Linked DNA regions of Homo sapiens: region 1 is linked to region 2. A link is a loop called in an ENCODE intact Hi-C map of the cell type or tissue named here. Cell type or tissue: heart right ventricle. All regions are shown on one strand. Each heading gives the region's core, and the rest is flanking DNA. Links, peaks and the distances in the headings are about the cores only.

What was found. Peaks named below come from ENCODE experiments on the same cell type or tissue, not always from the same donor. Only the 100,000 strongest peaks of a DNase experiment are listed, where the experiment ranks them.
Region 1: it touches region 2 in a loop (2.5-fold over the local background); 7 of 110 quality-filtered maps call a loop at or near these places.

What each region holds. Positions count from the first base shown.
Region 1 is chr1:200,870,147-200,879,358 of GRCh38, reverse strand. GPR25 (G protein-coupled receptor 25) reads right to left here and starts at 6,378. Exons shown (of 1, transcript NM_005298.4): 1 at 5,181-6,378. The coding sequence starts at 6,321. The coding sequence ends at 5,236. RefSeq lists an enhancer at 5,684-6,326. In heart right ventricle, for the core only: no CTCF peak of the experiment used is centred there; no DNase peak of the experiment used is centred there; H3K4me3 peaks cover 1,192 bases; H3K27me3 peaks cover 7,466 bases.
Region 2 is chr1:201,038,849-201,048,060 of GRCh38, reverse strand. It overlaps CACNA1S (calcium voltage-gated channel subunit alpha1 S), which reads left to right. Exons shown (of 44, transcript NM_000069.3): 37 at 435-536; 38 at 822-946; 39 at 3,605-3,733; 40 at 4,530-4,780; 41 at 6,472-6,557; 42 at 7,348-7,439; 43 at 7,687-7,830; 44 at 7,979-8,549. The coding sequence ends at 8,230. Among named protein-coding and RNA genes, the nearest start is that of KIF21B, 20 kb to the right of the region's middle. In heart right ventricle, for the core only: CTCF peaks have their summits at 4,753 and 4,965 (motif pointing right); a DNase peak (open chromatin) is centred at 4,960; H3K27me3 peaks cover 1,155 bases.

The DNA.
Region 1 (9,212 bases), core at 404-8,403, 170 kb after region 2:
CTGGGATTACAGGCATGAGCCACTGCACCTGGCCATTTTTAATTTTTTTAGAGACAGAGTCTCACTATGATGCCCAGACCAGTCTCGAACTGCTGGGCTCAAGCGATCTTCCCACCTCGGCCTCCCAAAGTGCTAGGATTACAGATGTGAGCTACCCATGCCCAGGCTGCTTTTAAAACATTTGCAGCTGGGTGTGGTGGCTCATGCCTGTAATCCCAACACTTTGGGAAACCGAGGTGGGTGGATCACTTGAGCTCAGGAGTTTGAGACCAGCCTGGCCAACATGGTGAAACTCCGTCTCTACTAAAAATACAAAAATTAGCTGGACATGGTGGCGCGTGCCTGTAATCCCAGCTACTTGGAAGGCTGAGGTAGGAGAATCACTTGAACCCAGGAGGTGGAGGTTGAAGTAAGCTGAGATCGTGTCACTGCACTCCAGCCTGGGTGACAGAGTGAGACTCTGTCTCAAAAAAAGAATTTTTTCTTAATATGCTACACAGGTATAAGTGGTGATTATTACCTTAAGTGACCCCCATTTCTGGCCCTCAGTCTCCTCGTTCTCAGAATGGACAAAATGAGCTTCTGTCCTTAAAGCACTGTGATGGATGTAAATATGAATCTCAGGCAGTGCCCACTTTCATGGAAGATGTACTTACACACTCAATAAATACTTTTTGATGTTCATGATGATGAAGAGGAGGGGTGATTTCACATCATTGCTTTCTCCTTTCCTCTCACATCCCAAGCATTTCCTGGTCTTTTCATCATTTGCACCTTTTGCCCCATCATTTGGGGGTGATGGGATAAGTATGTCTTGTGGCCACTCGGCCCAGGTAGGACAGGGAGTTAGCCCCAGTAAGCTCTAACAAGCAAGACGTACTCACAAGTGTCCAGAGTCCTCACTCTGCCTTCAGAGTGGTGTGGGGCTGAGTCATATCACCAAGTGCCACCCCTGGAGCTCTGCCATTCTGCTGAACTCCCCAAATCACTCATCAACCCAAGTGCCCTGGGTTCCCACACTGTGCCCCAAGAAAGCACCCAAGGGGTTGAGAGAGGTGAGGAGGAAGCCCAGAATTAGTCACAAGAAGCAAATCAGAATCACACACAGCCAGTGTGCCCAGCCTTAGCCTAGATGCTGACCTTTTGAAAACCCAGAGTGGCTCCACCCCATCTCCTCTCCATGGCTACAAGGATTGGGATGGGGTAGCCCGGCCTGGAACAAGCTAATCCTGAGGGTATGTTGTCTAAAACTCCTGCAGTATGTTTGTCTAAAACACCACAGCTTACAAAGTACTTTCAAGATTATTTCCTTTGATCTGTGAGGCAGCCTGAGGAGATATTATCATCTTCATCCTTTAGATGAAGAAAGTGAGTCTCAAGAAAGGTAAGCGAGGTGGCCAAGGACAGGCAGCTTGTTATGAGCTCCAGTGCTTTGGTAGCTTCGTTGCTATTTGTTAACTGCCCTTTAAAAGAAGCTTATAGGGGCCAGGCATGGTGGCTCACGCCTGTAATCTCAGCACTTTGGGTGGCTAAGGTGGGTGGATCACCTAAGGTCAGGAGTTCAAGACCAGCCTGGCCAACATGGTGAAACCCCATCTCTACTAAAAATATTAAAAAATTGGCGGGAGCCTGTAATCCCAGCTACTTGGGAGGCTGAGGCAGGAGAATTGTTTGAACCAGGGAGGAGGAGGTTGCAGTGAGCTGAGATCCCATCATTGTACTCCAGCCTGGGTGACAGAGCATGACTCTGTCTCAAAAAAAAAAAAGAAGCTTATAAACCCAGGCACAGTGGTTCATGCCTGTAATCCTAGCAAACCTTGGGAGGCCAAGGTGGGGGGATCACTTGAGGCCAGGAGGTGGAGGCTGCAGCAAGCTATGATTGCACAGGAAGACTGTCTCTTTAAAAAAAAAAAAAAAGCTCATAGAACATTTAAAAGTAAAGAAATGGAGGGGAAAAAGGATCTAAAATCCACTTACTCTAACACAATCATACACAATCATTATCATTAATGATTATTGTATTTCTTCCTAGCCTTTTTTTGCAAGTCCTTTAACAATCCATAGCTGTTACACATAAAATGCAATAGCCTTCCTTTTACTCTTCACATTCTATGACATTATTTCATATCATGACATGGTCCTGATGATCATTCATTCAACAGGTAGTTAGTGAGTGCCTGAGATGTGCAGGCATGCTCCAGGCACTGGGAACACAGCCTTGAACCAACAGACAAAACCGTCTGCATGCATGGAGCTTGCATCCTGACAGGAGGGACAAGCAAGAAACGAAGAAATAAATCGACAGCATTCCATTAGTTAGCACCTAGATAAAAGAGATATACCTATAGTGTTCAAAGCTTGAGCTATGAGAAATAAAAGAGCAAAAGATCGTTTTCATCAAAAGGACTATGAAGCATGTTATGTTTTACTTAACAAAACCAGTGCTAACCATGTTACATCCTCCAGACTTGAAGTGTGTGGGTGTGTTTAACAGACACAATTTTACCTTTTTTTCCCTTTTAAGTTATCCGTCAACATTTTTCAGTCTCTCTTTAAAGAGCATCTTAAATTTGCATAATAGTCATTCATCTTAATAAAAACATTACACTGTTGTTGGACATTGTTGTTTCCTTTCAGGTTTAACTCTTTAAAAACTTCTCTAACTCAGCCGCAGGGTGCACTGCCTCATGCCTGTAGTCCCGGCACTTCAGGAGGCCAAGGTGGGTGGATCACGAGGTCAAGAGACTGAGACCATTCTGGCTAACATGGTGAAACCCTGTCTCTACTAAAAGTACAAAAAATTAGCCGGGCGTGGTGGTGCACACCTGTATTCCCAGCTACTTGGGAGGCTGAGGCAGGAGAATCGCTTGAACCCAGGAGGTGGAGGTTGCAGTGAGCCGAGATCACACCACTGCACTCCAGCCTGGGCAACAGAGCAAGATCCCATCTCAAAAAAACAAAAAACGAAAACAAAACAAAAAAACTTCTATAACTCAGTGCAGAATCGTTTAAATTTAGTACTGTTGCATTAGAAGAGAGTGGCAGAAGCAAAACTACAGGGTCGAAGGGTATAAACATTTTAAATAAACAGGATATGAAAAGTTCTAAAGCTCTTGATGAAGATTGACAATTGCTTTCTAAAGGAATCTACTCTCACCAGCCACATATGTGGGAATGCTCGTTTAACCAGTTCCTCGATGAATCTGAGCCTCATCTTCCCCAGTGGGAGATGGGAGCTCACTGATCCTCTTTCATTTTTGTCTGAATTTAAGGGAAAATTTCCAAAGGACACATGGTAGACCAGTTCCGTGATCTACTCAAACAAAGGGCGGAAACTGTCTCTCCACATTGCAGAGTTCCACAGCAGGAGGGGAATGCTGAGTTTCAATAGCTACTGCAGGAGGGGAGACGAAAACCCACCAGGGCATGGAGAAGTCTTCTTTCTTCCTGTCTGTTTTCAGGGAACTCAACTAGTCAGTAAGTCAGAAGCAGCAACTTGGCAGGGGTGGAGGTGGGGGCTCAGTCCCAATAGCCTAGAAAAGTGCCTCCTCTGTACTCTGAGATCTTGTCACACACAAACCCAGATGAGAATCAGCTTCCCTGCCCTGAAAATTCTGGGGTCTCAGCCCCATGAAAAAATAATTTCTTGCCTCGGAGAGCAATCGTGAGGATAGGAAGGGCCAAGACTTAACTGAACTCTCAAACACCGAAGTGCCTGAAATGTGTCCTGCTGGCAGAGGTGACCTCACAGGCTGCAAGGCTTGCCTCTCTTGGAGTATATGGTAGGAACATGCAGAGATGCACTTTTTGGCAGGCTGACCTAGGAGAGCCGATGTTCAATCCAAGCAGCTCCAAATGCTGAAGAGAATACAGGGGTATTTGATGGGGGGATGGGATGGATAGCCTGCGACAGAATGCCAGCCTTCAGACCCAACCTAGTGCTGAGGTGCTGATGTGCGTGCACACCCACCCGTTCCCCCAGAGCTTGCAACATCAAGACTGGCCTGTGGGGATCTGGCTAGGATGTGCACTGACTGAAATGTCTTTAGGCCAAATCCTCTTAAATCAAAAGTATAAACAGTGAATTTCCAAACCCTACAGAAACCTCAAATGAGAAATGACAGAGTCAGAAAATGGCTAATCCTCCAAGTTTGTACTGGAAGGTCTGAAAAAAGATAGAAAAAAAAAGGGGGGGCCTGGTATATATTTGAAAATCCAAAATGACACATCTTCTCTTGGAAGTGACACTTGGCTGGCAGATGCCCTTATATAAATATATTTTCTTTCGGTAATTTTCAAAATGTGAAATGTCCTTAAAAATAAGAATAAATGACTTGCTTCCTCCTGTGGGATTACTGCACCTGCAGAGTGCAGCCAGCTCTCATGCTCCCAGACACCACCCCAAATCCTCATCATCCTGAGATCAACCTCAACTACTGTGTTGAGTTTTGTCTCACCCAGTGTACGACCCGCCTCCTGATATGCATTTCACTCCCACTGCTCAAGCAAAGACGGTTGTCAAGACAGGGCTAGCAAGAGTGTTTATTGAGAAAGATGAATTCACAGAGATTTTGAGGTTCCTGGCTGAGTGATGGAGACCTCAAAAAACGCCTGGTGAGCGATTTCAGGACCTTCTGTCCAGAGGGAAAGACCAGAACAACTTCCAGGTGAGTCCTGCCGCTTCACAGGGGGAGAAGTGTCACCAGATTCAATGCAAGGGTTTTGTGAGTGAGAAGGGCAGGGGGTCTGACTTGGAGAAGGTATTTCTCTGAAAGCAACGGCTATTGTGGGAGACGGGAGAAAGCACAGCCAGAAATCAGAATGGCATTTGGGGGTCTGGGTTAGATATTCTGGTGGGTTCTCTTCCCGATGGGACAGAGAAGGAAACCCACTTCCCTTCTGTCTACTTGGTGAATCTGCGGGTCTCCGAGTTGCTGTCTGCTACATCTCATAGCACCTATCTTGGACTGGACAAAATTAGCTCAGGTACCCTGCAGGCTGAGAGGGAACAGCTAGTCACAGGAGCCTGGTTTAGGGGAGTTCAATTGTTCTGAGGTTCCGGGGAAACCGATGGAGGAGGCCTTGGGAGTCCAGGCAGCGCGCGAGGAAATGCGATGCCGGCCCGAGCAGCTTGCTGCCGCCAGAACAGGCGCGTCTGGGGAGCTCAGTCCCCTCCGGGACCTCTGGCCTCCTCTCGATGCTCCGCTGCCGCCCACCTCCAGCGGCCCGGGGCAGCTACCAGGAGGCCGAGGCAGTGTTCGCGGCCTGGGCCCGGCAACGGAACACGGAACTGTCGTCCCTGGAGAGCGAGGAGGCTGAGCTGATCCTTCGCGCCAGGCGGCCGGTGCGCCCGCAGGCCCCGTCCAGCGCCCGGGCTCGGAATGAGCGGTCCAGCAGGAGGTAGATGAGCGGGTTGGCGCAGCTGTTGACGAAGGCCAGGCAGGTGGCAATGGTGAGGCCCCAGCGCAGCGCCAGCAGCAGGGGGCACGGCAGCGGCAGCGCCCCCAGACGCGCCAGGTGGAAGACGGCCCGCAGGGCGCTGAAGGGCAGCCAGGAGCCCACAAACGTGCTCTCGATGGCGAAGATGATGCGCAGCGAGTTCCTCCGGGCCCGACCCACGTGCGGCGGCCGTCGCAGGCGGCGCGAGATGCGGCAGTAGCAGAAGAGGGTGACGACCAGGGGCAGCACGAAGGTCAGCAGCAGCAGCAGCAAGCTGAGGCCCTGGAAGGCGTGGGAGGGCTCCTCGCCGCACTGGCTGTCCTGGCCCCCAGGCAGGGGCTGCAACCCCCGGTAGACCAGGGAGGGCAGGCCGGCCAGCAGCGCCACGGCCCAGACGCCGCAGCACGAGGCCAGCGCGCAGCGCGGGGTGCGCAGTGGCCTCGCCTCGAGCAGCTTCACCACGGCCAGGTAGCGGTCCACGCTCATGCCCGCCAGCAGCAGCGCGCCCGCGCAGCGCGTGCCCGCCAGCGCGAAGCTGCTGAGCTTGCAGAGGCCATCGCCGAACGGCCAGCGGCCGCCTAGCGCCGCCGCCGCGGCCCACAGCGGCAGCGTGAGCACGAAGCCCAGGTCAGCTGCCGCCAGGTGCAGCACGAAGGTATCCACCAGCCGCCGCGGGCCCCGCCGCCCGGCCAGCAGCCACACCACAAAGGCGTTGCCCAGCAGGCCCACGGCGAAGGCCGCCAGGTAGAGCGCGGGGATGTAGACGTAGCCGTAGGGCAGGTCCCCGGCCGGACACAGCTCCAGCTCCTCCAGGCCGTCCAACCCCGAGTAGTCCCAGGGCGCTGACCCCGGGCTGGGGCTCCAGGGCTCTGTGGGGGCCATGGCCTGGCTATGAGGCCTGCGCGGAGTGCAGCCCTGGGCGCAGGCGGCAGCAGCTCTGAGCAGGAGGGGGTTTGCTCTTCACGCCCGGCCCTGCACCTCCCTTCCTGCCACCCAAGCCGGAGGCAAATGGGTGGGCAGGAAAGAGGGGAGGGAGGAGGGGATGGGGTGGGAGGGGCAGGCTTCTGTGAGAGAGATGGTGGCCTCCGATTTGGGGCTGACCCGAGGGGTAAGGGCAGGGACAGGCAAAAGGGGCTTCACATCTAAATCTTGGGAGGAAAAGTCTTCAGGGCTGGGAGACCTGCCCGGCCTCCCAGTAGGAGCGTGGCCCATTCCTCTATTAGTTGCTCAGTTTCTTTGTTCGTGAAATCGGGATACTTGCCCCACTGTCTCAGGGTCGCGTTGCAAGAGGTGGTGGGTGCCCGAGAGCCCTAACCTCTTCTCAGCCTCCACTTCACCCCTTCCCACCTGCACCCACCGGCTGCTGTCTTCTCTGTTTTAGAGGTGAGAAGACAGAGCCCCGGGATTTTATGAGTATGGGGCCTAAGGCACGCCCCACCCCAAATCCACCTGTTCCCTAGGAAAGACTCCACTGCCGGGACACAGCAGATCTGGGTGGGTGGGGGAGCCCGCCCTGGGCAGTCAAGCAGTTGTTAGCGTCCTGAGATGTGGGGCTCATGTCTTCACCCTATGAGTGGCTTCTCTGACCCAGTCAGGTCCTCATGAAGCCACGCGAAAGGGTTTTAAGGCAGCGAGGAAGGGGTGTAGTCAGATCATCCTGCTGGAAAGGGGTGAAACCTGGGATTCACATCTGCCTCTTCCCTGTCTTCTCCTATCCTAAAAAACCTGTCAAGCCAGACACAGATGTAAGCTCAGTTCAAAAGATGACACCTAATGAAACACCAGATTAGTTGTCCTAAATTATGAGTCAGGAGCTTGGAGGCAGCAAGATCCCTTCTGAACTGAGAAACTGAGAGTAAGGGGAGGATTCATAAAGACGAGGGGGAATGAAGTCTGACCCTGAGGAGGCAGTGGGACCTAAGGAGGAGAGGATGGGTGAGGGAAAGCTTGCTCTTTCTCCTGAAGGAGGCATGCAGCCACTTACATCTGAATTCTTCTTAGCAGATATCCCTTCCACAAGATATTGTGGTAGAACTGATGTCACAGTGCCCTCTGAGTCTGTCCCCAGTGTTCCCAGGTATGAGTGGCTGATGTGCCGGGCAACCCGGTGTGGAAAATTTGAGGTGGATTATCAATTTTGTTCGATTAAGACTTGTTAACAATGAACTCCTCCATGAAGCAGGCACTGTTTCAGGCACTGCAAGAGATGCCATTCTTGGCCTTCGCAGTTTGTTGCATAGGCAGGAGAGATGGTTACATAAGCAGAATCTTATGTAATCTTATGCAGGGGCCAAATTGTAGTAAATGTTAAAAACCAAGCCCTCTTAGGGTTTAGTGGAGGGGGAGTGATTATTTTTGACGGGAGGGCTGAATCAGAAAAGGCCTTCGAGGAGATGACACTTGAGATCAGTCCCAGGAAGGAGCTGAAAGTCAAATAAGAGCAGCAGAAAAGAGAAGAAAGGGTCAGACTCGGAGGAGGGAGTAAAGGGAACAAGTATACCAAAATGAGTAGGAATGTGGGCTTTTCAGGGGACAAGCAGTCTGCCAGAGCCCAGGGTAGGAAGGTGGGGGCAGGAGATGAAGCAGGAAAGGATCATGAGGGGATTTGGATTTCAATCTATAGGTCATGGGGAGCCAGGAGGCATCGATCTGTGTTTTGAAAAGATCGCTGGCAGAACTATGGAGAAGGGAGAGGCTCAAGCCAGGGAGACCCCATAGTAGGTTGTAATTATTTGTGTCTGAAATAGATCATGAGCAGTGGGGACAGAAATGGGAGGGTATATTCAAGAGATAATTGTAACATCATAGGTCTCACAAAGAGGAGTCAAAGATAAGCCTGGGGTTTCTCTGCTTAGGGACTATATGGACGCTGTCCCCTTAACTGCCAAGAACACAGAGAGGCACATGTGTGTATGTGTTCAGTTTGATGTTGAAGTGGGGTCATGAAATAATTTATCATCTAACCAGGATGTTTCTGAGAGTGAAAGGGGCACTATCAGAATTAACCTGGGCCGTAAACCAGGACTATTTTGGGCAAACTGGGACATAAGGTCACCCTCGCTCAGGGTCCCTCTGGCACACGGAGATCCCCAGGAAGGATTTGGAAAATGGTCTTAGAGGCCGGGCGCAGTGGCTCACATCTAATCCCAGCACTTTGGGAGGCCGAGGTGGGTAGATCACTTCAAGTCAGGAGCTCGAGACCAGCCTGGCCAACATGGTGAAACCCTGTCTCTACTAAAAATGCAAAAATTAGCCGGGCACGGTACGCGCAAGTCCCAGCTACTCAGGAGGCTGAGGTGGGAGAATCGCTTGAACCCAGGAGCAAAGGTTGCAGTGAGCTGAGATCAAGCCACTGCACTCCAGCCTGGGTGAAAGAGCGAGACTCCATCTCAAAAAGAAAATGGTCCTAGAGCTCACAGAGGGTTGGGTATGCAGTGTTTAGGCTGCTCCTGTCAAGAATTTCTCCCACACCAATTACAAGATGGGCAGGGAAGAGAAGAGCCTAGGGAATGAATGGTCTGGACCTTCCCTTCACTGGCTTTTCAGCCTCCGGGCTTGGTTTTCCCCTGAAGACCCACCCCAGAGCCGCTTTTCTAATGTCTGAGCATGTGGTTGCTGGTGAGCGGTGCCCACATCCGGGGTGGAGTAGGGGGCTGCAGCCTCCTCCCCTAGAAGGCTAGCAGGGGCAGTGCTTGCCTGCCAGAGCCCAGAGACCATCAGAGACAGACCCAGTGTTGCTGGACTTCACCCCTTCAGGCACACCTCAGTCTGCG
Region 2 (9,212 bases), core at 387-8,386:
ACCACTCCAGGAGTCTGAGACAACCTCAGGGTGAGCTTCATTAGCAGGGCAAGATGAGGAAGACCAGAAGTCAGGAAGGAGCAGGTTAGAGCTGCAGCAAGTCTGCCTGGGGGTATTTGGGCCAGACCACAGTGCCTGGGGAATTGAAAGATTTTGGAAGAAGAGCAGGAGATGACAGCCTGTAAAACCAACCACTCTGGGCACTGGAAGCCAAGGCCTGTGGGGAGAAAGTACATGACCCAAGAGTTGGGCTGCCCCAGGGGGACAGTGATGCCCTCCCACCATTGCCAGTACCCAGCAAGGCAGCTGCCACAAAACTCAGCCAATGTTTCTTAGTAAATGACTGGCTGTCTGAAAGGTTCAGAAAGAACTGGGTGGCCTTGTCAAGTGCAGTTGGTGTGATCTGGGTAACTTTTGCCTTTCTCCTGCTCCAGGTAACTTTGAGCAGGCCAACGAGGAGCTGAGGGCCATCATCAAGAAGATCTGGAAGAGAACCAGCATGAAGCTCTTGGACCAGGTCATCCCTCCAATAGGAGGTAGGTGCTACTTTGGGGGACCAGAGTCCAGAAGCAGCCAAGGAATGGGAGTGGGGAGCTTCTCCAAGGAGCCCCATGGGAATCTGAGAACGGACCAGATCCTCCATAAATGCCTTAGGTAGATCCCACGGGCATCCAACCTCAGGATGGAAAGTGCCCAGTGACCAAGTCAGCAAGACAAAGGATTGCTTGCATGCCCGGGCCTGGCTACAGCTGGCTCCCACTCTGAATCCAGTGTCAGATTCCCACTAGCCTTCAGGGCATCTCTTGTTGGCTCCTCTGCAGATGATGAGGTGACAGTGGGGAAGTTCTACGCCACATTCCTCATCCAGGAGCACTTCCGGAAGTTCATGAAACGCCAAGAGGAGTATTATGGCTATCGGCCCAAGAAGGACATTGTACAGATCCAGGTAAGCCCAATCCAGGTATGTTCCAAGGGGCTCCCCCACTGAGCCAGGTCTCCAGACTCTAGTTATCCTTCCATGTCCTTGAGGGGCCAATGATGGAGACATAGAGGGAAAAAGGAAGCCCAGAAGAGTGAAAAAATGTCAAGACAGTTCTGGGTAGTCCATGATTGAAGATGTTTCAACCTCAAAAAAAGAACCAGGGCGCTTCATCTCTGGATGATAGGACCAAAGAAAATAGGATTTGTTCAAGGGAGAGACAAGTTAGATAAGAACAGTGGTCTCTAGGCCAGGCGCAGTGGCTCACACCTATAATCCCAGCACTATGGGAGGCCAAGGTTGGCAGGTTACTTGAGGTCAGGAGTTCAAGACCAGCCTGGCCAACACGGCGAAACCCCATCTCTACCAAAAATACAAAAATTAGTCAGGTGTGGCGGCATGTGCCCAGCTACTCAGGAGGCTGAGGCGTGAGAATCACTTGACCCTGGAAGCGGAGGTTGCAGTGAACCGAGATTGAGACACTGAACCTCAGCCTGGGCGACAGAGTGAGACTGTGTCTCAAAAGAAAAAAAAAAAAGAACAGTTCTCTCTAAAGAAAGGTGATCCATGAAGGGCTCTTAAAATGTTCCACTGGGTATGGGTCCAGGTGCGGTGGCTCACACCTGTAATCCCAGCGCTTTGGGAGGCCAAGAAGGGCGGATCACTTGAGGTCAGGAGTTTGAGACCAGCCTGGGCAAGATGGTAGAACCCCATCTCTACTAAAATTACAAAATTAGCTGGGCATGGTGGCATACGCTTGTAATCCCAGCTATTTGGGAGGTTGAGGCGGGAGCATCACTGGAACCTGGGAGGCAGAGGTTGCAGTGAGGTGAGATTGCACCACTGCACTCTAGCAAGGGTGACAGAGTAAGACTCCATCTCAAAAGATAGATAAATAAATAAATAATAAATAAATAAATAAATAAATATGTCCCATTGGGTGTGAAAAGAAAACTTTAGAACTTTTTGTTTTATCTTATCTGGTTTTATTTCTATTTTTGGGTTCACTGTAATGCACATAATTTATAAAACCCCCAAATACACATGCATTTGAGCTGTGCTCAAAAATTTATTTCAATGGCTATTTTTATTTTGAAATAATCTCATACTTTTAAAAAGTTGCAAGTATAATATAAAACCTTTTTTTCTGAACCATTTGAGAGTAACTCCAAAATGATGTTCCATCATCCAAAAACACTTTAATGCATATTTCAAGGCATTGTGTGTATTCAAGGCAAAATGTGTATTACAAGGGCGTTATCCTGCATAATTCTTCTATGTAACCACAACATAACCACAAAATCAGGAAATTAACACTGATGCTTTTTTTTTTTTTTTTTTTTTTTTGGAGACAAGAGTCTCGCTGTCGCCCAGGCTGGAGTGCAGAGGCATGATCTTGGCTCACTGCGACCTCTGCCTCCCGGGTTCAAGCCATTCTCATGCCTCAGCTTCCTGAGTAGCTGGGATCACAGGCACACACCACCATGCCAGGCTACTTTTTGTATTTTTAGTAGAGATGGGGTTTCGCTATGCTGGCCAGACTGGTCTCAAACTCCTGACCTCAAGTGATCTGCCTGCCTCAGCTTCTCAAAGTGCTGGGATTACAGACGTGAGTCACCATGCCAGGCTAATACATTACTACATTCTAATCCTCAGACCCCATTCAAATTTCATTTGCTGTCCCAGTAAATGTCCTTTATAGCAAAAGGATCCAATCCAGAATCAGACAGTGCATTGAGTTGCCTTATCTCTTTCATCTCTTCCATCTGGAAGAGTTCATCAGTCTTTCCTTGACACGATCTTGACACTTGAAGACTGCAGGTCAGTATGTCCCTCAGTTGGGGTTTGTCTGATTACTAGGATATGCATCTTGGATAAGAATGCCACAGAAATGATTCTGTGTTCTCATTACAAGCTATTAGGTGACACCAGTCTTGACTTGTCCCATTACTGGTGATATTAACTTTGCTCAACTATATATATATGACATATCCAATCAATAAAGATCACCAATCTAGAAGACTGTACTGAGTAAGAACACTTCTCAACCTGGAAGCCTGGGAAGGGCATGAAATTTCCACCCATGGGGTCAAGAGATGACTCAATTGGAACAATTAAGGTGTGGGCTATCCCAGAGGCCAGAGCAGGACCTGGTGGCCTCTCAGGTACCTGAGATATTCAATAACCCAAGAGGGAGAGTGGGGCCTAGGCTGGGGCTTTGGGAGAGCCCTGGGTACAGTGATAAGAAACAAGTAAGCCATACGAAGCGGTTCTAGCCAGGCACGGTGGCTCATGCCTGTAATCCCAGCACTTTGGGAGGCCAAGTGGGTGGATCACAAGGTCAGGAGTTTGAGACCAGCCTAGCCAACATGGTGAAACCCCATCTCTACTAAAAATACAAGCATTAGCAGGGAGTGGTGGCACATGCCTATAATCCCAGCTACTCAGGAGGCTGAGGCAGGAGAATCACTTGAACCCGGGAAGCAGAGGTTACAGTGAGCTCAGATTGTGCCACTGCACTCCAGCCTGGGCAACAGAGTGAGACTCTGTCTCAAAAAAAGAAAAAGTGGTTCTGGTCTCCTCTCCTGGGCTGGAGAGATAACTGAGTCCCTTCGTCATCCCCAGGCAGGGCTGCGGACCATTGAGGAAGAGGCAGCCCCCGAGATCTGTCGCACGGTCTCAGGAGACCTGGCTGCTGAGGAGGAGCTGGAGAGAGCCATGGTGGAGGCTGCGATGGAGGAGGGAATATTCCGGGTGAGGGAGAGCCAGGAGCACCCCTAGTGGTCTAGACACCATGAGTGGCAGTGTCTCACAGAGAGGAGGGCTGGGAGCCCAGCCACACGAGAGGGGGACATGGGAGCTGAAGATACCCCACTCCGTCTCTCCACTTCACCACCCACCTCTCCTGGGACTCAGAATCAATGACCTGATCTACTAGAGGTGTCAAATGCAACACACTCTTTCCCACATTTCCCTACCAAATCTCACCCCTTCCCTTTCCTCCCCACAAACCCTAGGCAACGACCCATCTCCCAGAGGCCCTCCAGGATCAAATGCCCTGCCTGCCTCCACTGAGGCCAGTCCTCCATCCTTAGCTCTGTCTCATGTTTCTTATAACACTTTATTGCTGGAAGGTCTTTAATGACACCTAGTTAGGTCTTTTTGGGTTATTCATGAGGAAATAGTGGCCCACAGAGATCATGTGAGATGTCCAATATCACCTAGTAAATCAGTTTCAGAGCGGGGACTAGAACCCAGTGCTGCAGACTCCCGATTCAGCCCTCTCTCCCCTACACCACACTTCTCTTCTGTGTGCCTGTGTCCCCTATATACCTCCTTAGGTGTGTGCTGTCTACCCCATCAAACAAAGAACTTTCTAAGGGTGGGAATTTTCTTCTTTTGATCTCACCACTCAGTCCATCCTCCTTTGGCCTTATAAGATTTGTCTCCCAATACTATTGCTTGTTCCCAATACCACTGTCCCAGAGTGACAGCCCCCCATGCCCTCCCTGCCCTCACCCCCAGTCACTGCTCTTCTCCTTGCCCCTAGAGGACTGGAGGCCTGTTTGGCCAGGTGGACAACTTCCTGGAAAGGACCAACTCCCTGCCCCCCGTCATGGCCAATCAGAGACCCCTCCAGTTTGCTGAGATAGAGATGGAAGAGATGGAGTCACCTGTCTTCTTGGAGGACTTCCCACAAGATCCACGCACCAACCCCCTGGCTCGTGCCAATACCAACAATGCCAACGCCAATGTCGCCTATGGCAACAGCAACCATAGCAACAGCCATGTGTTTTCCAGGTAGTGGCGGCCACTGCCATCCCTGGGTGTAGAGGTACTGGGAGGACAATGTCAGCAGGTTCCAGGTTGGATTGGAAGAGGGTACCCCAAATTTGTAGGGTGTCTTTTGCTTGCCTTTGTGCCCCAATCCATCCTGAACCTTAATGTAAGAGGCCGACCTCGATGGCAGAGGCTTCTTTGGCCAGCAGGGGGAAGCCTCACATCATGTCAGTATTGGCCCCAGTGTTGAGAGGTTCTTTTATTCCGTCGGCTTCAGCAAGTCTAGGAGCTGAGACGTATTGAACACATGATAGGTTAGGAGAGGATCTTCGGTGGTAGCACATACCACAAAAGACTGTGGACAATAAGATTCCATCACTGGATTTAGGTTCCAAGGAGATCCCGCTGTGCTGGGTGGTTCCCATCTCACCAACCTTGGGCTGTAGACTAAATATAATCTGTGATTACGTAAGTGTCATAAAAAACAGCAGGATGAGGGGGAGAACTTCTCAGCAATCATAACTTAGGGGCTAGGCTCAGGCAAAGCTTCTGTTCTAGACAGGAGGTCAGCTGATTGGAGGCCTCTTCGGCCTGGAAAGGCTTAGCCCCAGGCCTCAGGAATAAGCAGAACAAGGCAGCAGCCAGCCCCTTTTCATGGCCAGGGCTGCCTGCACCCCTTCCAGTCACAGAGACCCCTTAAATTCAGCCCACAAGCCTTGAAGGGTGCATGTACCTTTTTGGGTCACCATGGTGCAAGGTAACGTGGAAATACAGAAGCATCAGCCCTGGGCCCTGCCCTGAAGGGGGTTGTCGTCTTGTTGGGTGATATGTTATGTGATATGATTGGGACCAAATAATCACAGAGGCCAGGAGTGGTGGCTCATGCCTGTAATCCCAGCACTTTGGGAGGCCTAGGCAGGTGGATCACTTGAGGTCAGGAGTTCGAGACCTGCCTGGCCAACATGGAGAAACCGTGTCTCTACTAAAAACACACAAAAAATTAGTCAGGTGTGGTGGCGCATGCCTGAAATCTCAGCTACTCGGGAGGCTGAGGCAGAAGAATCTCTTGAACTCAAGAAGTGGAGGTTGCAGTGAGCTGATTGTGCCACTGCACTCCAGCCTGGGTGAGAGAACAAGACTCCGTCTCAAAAAAACAAAACAAAACAAAACAAATAAACAAAAAACACCAAATAATAACAGATATTTAGTGTCCTGAGAGTGCAGAGGGGGTATGGATCACCATGGGCTGGAAAGACCTAGAATGGTTCTCAGCCTTGGCTGTGCATTAGATAATCCAGGGAGCTTCTGCAAATCCCAATGCCTGGGCCTCACCACAGATGCTGGGTGTGGGACTCAGCCACCACTCACCTTTGAGCTCCTCAGGTGATCCTATGTGTGGCCAAGATGGAGAAGCAGGGTTCCAAAGGCTGGGAGGCTGCAGCTGGGCCTTGGAAGATGAACAGAATGTAGAAAGGGTAGAGGGAGCAACTGAGCAAAGGAGTGGAGTCAGGAATGCTCTGGACTCCTTCCTCCTAGAGAGTCAGGGCTGGCTGGGGCACAGTGGTGGAAACGTCAGCCCTAGAGTCACGGCTGCTACACTAGGTTGGCCTTGTACAGGCTCTGAGGGAAAAGGATGTTTGGGGCCAGAGAGGCAGGGATGCCGAGAGAGCTAGCAGCCTTCTCTGGTTCACCCAGCCTTGCTTCCATTTCAGTGTCCACTATGAAAGGGAGTTCCCAGAAGAGACAGAGACGCCTGCTACCAGAGGACGAGCCCTTGGCCAACCCTGCAGGGTCCTGGGTCAGTCCCTTCTGTGCATCTAAGAAGCTTGAGTCTTCTCCCAGAGGAGTCCGGGAAGCCCCACTCTTTTCTTAGAGTCTGGGAACTTGGCTGGGAGGGCTGGCTTGGGAGCCTGTTACAATGGCAGTCATCTGGGCCCTGGAATGGGAAAACCATCAGGACCAGCTACTTGTCCAGGGGGGAAGCAGGGCACCATCTAGGTGGCTGAGTGAGGTGGAAGGGGGAAAGCCCATTCATGCTAAAGGGCCCTCTGCAGGCCTCCCAGGAAACTCACACAGCCCCCTACACCATCCCCAGCACAGGAGTCCCCACACCGCCCCAGGTCCCTGGAAGGGCAGCCCCTGGACACACTGACGTCTTGACTCTGGGGCCCTTCTGCAAATGATCTTGTAGTCTAGTATGTCCTAGACTGCTGTGTGACAGTAGGAGCCCCAAGGATGCTGGGGGCTAGTGGCAATAAGGATACTGCTGTGTTCCCCAACACACTTTCACTTTAATGTGCACACACCCAGGGACCACAGAGGACCAGCTTGGCCAGAGACTCTGGCCCTTATCCCCTCTCCCAAACCTTCAAGAACAGCGACCAGGGCCAGTAAAGTTGGGGCAGCCCTGCCTGGCCTGGAGTTGATTGGGCCTCATCATGTGTCCACCCTCTAAGACACCTTCTGCAGCCCTGAGAATCTCAGAGCTCTCACAGAGTGTGGCTAGCCAGCCAAGCGAGCCTCTGTTGACTCAGGGCTCCTGGCAGGAGTCAGCAGCCCCTCTTATCCTTGCCCCTTCTTGCATACAGGACCCCACAGCAAACCCTGTGTGGAGATGCTGAAGGGACTGCTGACCCAGAGGGCAATGCCCAGAGGCCAGGCACCTCCTGCCCCCTGCCAGGTAACAGTGGCAGAGGCCTGGGAGCAAACTCCATACAGAGACCCTGCCTGGCCTGATACTTGGAGTGGGATCATGGCAGGGGAAGGCTGTGGCAGCAATGTGTCCAACAGTACAGAAGGGACGGGATCCCTCCATCCTCCCCTTTCTGTGGATCTTGGTTGAGTTGCCCTCAGATGATCTGGAATTTTGCTCATTGGTGGGCTCCAGCACCCCTGTCGGGGTCTTTGCTTTTGTACCTTTGGAACAGTGCCCCAGGGTGGAGTCCTCCATGCCTGAGGACAGAAAGAGCTCCACACCAGGGTCTCTTCATGAGGAGACACCCCACAGCAGGAGCACCAGGGAGAATACTTCCAGGTGCTCAGCACCAGCTACAGCCCTGCTGATCCAAAAGGTGAGCCAGGGGCTGGGTCACAGCAGTGGCTGCATTGAGTGGTGGCCCTGTGATGGCCTGGCGTGGAGAGAGGGTAGGGCCAACAGAGGCAGGTCCCCAAATGTGGCTCCCCAGGAAGACCCCACTCAGCCTACTCTCCTCCCTGCAGGCTCTGGTTCGAGGGGGCCTGGGCACCTTGGCAGCTGATGCAAACTTCATCATGGCAACAGGCCAGGCCCTGGCAGATGCCTGCCAAATGGAACCAGAGGAAGTGGAGATCATGGCAACAGAGCTACTGAAAGGACGAGAGGCCCCAGAGGGCATGGCCAGCTCCCTGGGATGCCTGAACCTCGGGTCCTCCCTGGGCAGCCTCGACCAACACCAGGGCTCCCAGGAGACCCTTATTCCTCCAAGGCTGTGATGCCCACACAGCATCAGCATGGGCTTAGAGCTGGCATGACCAATGGGGGTGGGGAAGTTGCTGGGGTGGAGAAGGGCTAGCCCACCGCAGCAGCCTCCCTCCCTCTCAGCAGCTAGATGCATGGCCTGAGGCAGGGTGGTCAGGAACCACCTCAAAAAGTGCGGAGGAAGTAGCTGGACAGGCCCTGCCCCTCACCAGCAAGAGGCATGATTGGATGGAGCTTCTAATGTCATTCAAAAAGGCCTGGTCAGTGCCTGTCTGGCCTAGGGCCACTCCCACCTGCAGGACATTAAAATCTCCAGGCCTGTGACACTGGCAACTGGCCTCTGCTTGTCCAGTTTTTTGGACTCTTCTACACCTGTGTTTCCCCCTCCCCAGTCCCTTCCCCAGGAACCCTGCCCATGGGCTTGGGAGACTGGGCTGTGGAGAAAGACAGAGGGGCCATCTGGATTATTTTTCTGCATGAGGCAGAGAGGGACCTGTTGTGGGTTCTCCTGAAGTCCACAGCCAAGTCCACTGACTGGGACCAAGCAGCCCCAGAAAGGACTGGTGGTCTCAGAAGCAGCTGCACACCCCAGGTCACACCATGGCCAAACATCTTCGAAGCTACGACCATGTTGCATTGGCCAGAGTCCACTGCCAACACAGGCTCTCAGAGCCCTCAACTGCCCCCTGTTTATTGCCTTGAATATCAAAGATCTACATTCTCCAGGGCTCCTCTTAGCCACACCAAGTAACTATGAGTAACAGTAGCTACTATTTACCAAGTGCCTCCTGCGTGCCACCTACACACCTGCTCTCATGCCAGGGGCTGCAATACGTTGTTTACAAAGCACCTTCATGTACAATATTCATTTTATTGCCACCACAACCATGCAAAGTACATGTGAATTCCACGTTAAAAATGAAGGAATGGAGGCATGCAGAGGTGATGGGACAGCCCTGGGGTGCACAGCCAGAGGCAAGGTCAGGACTCTGCACC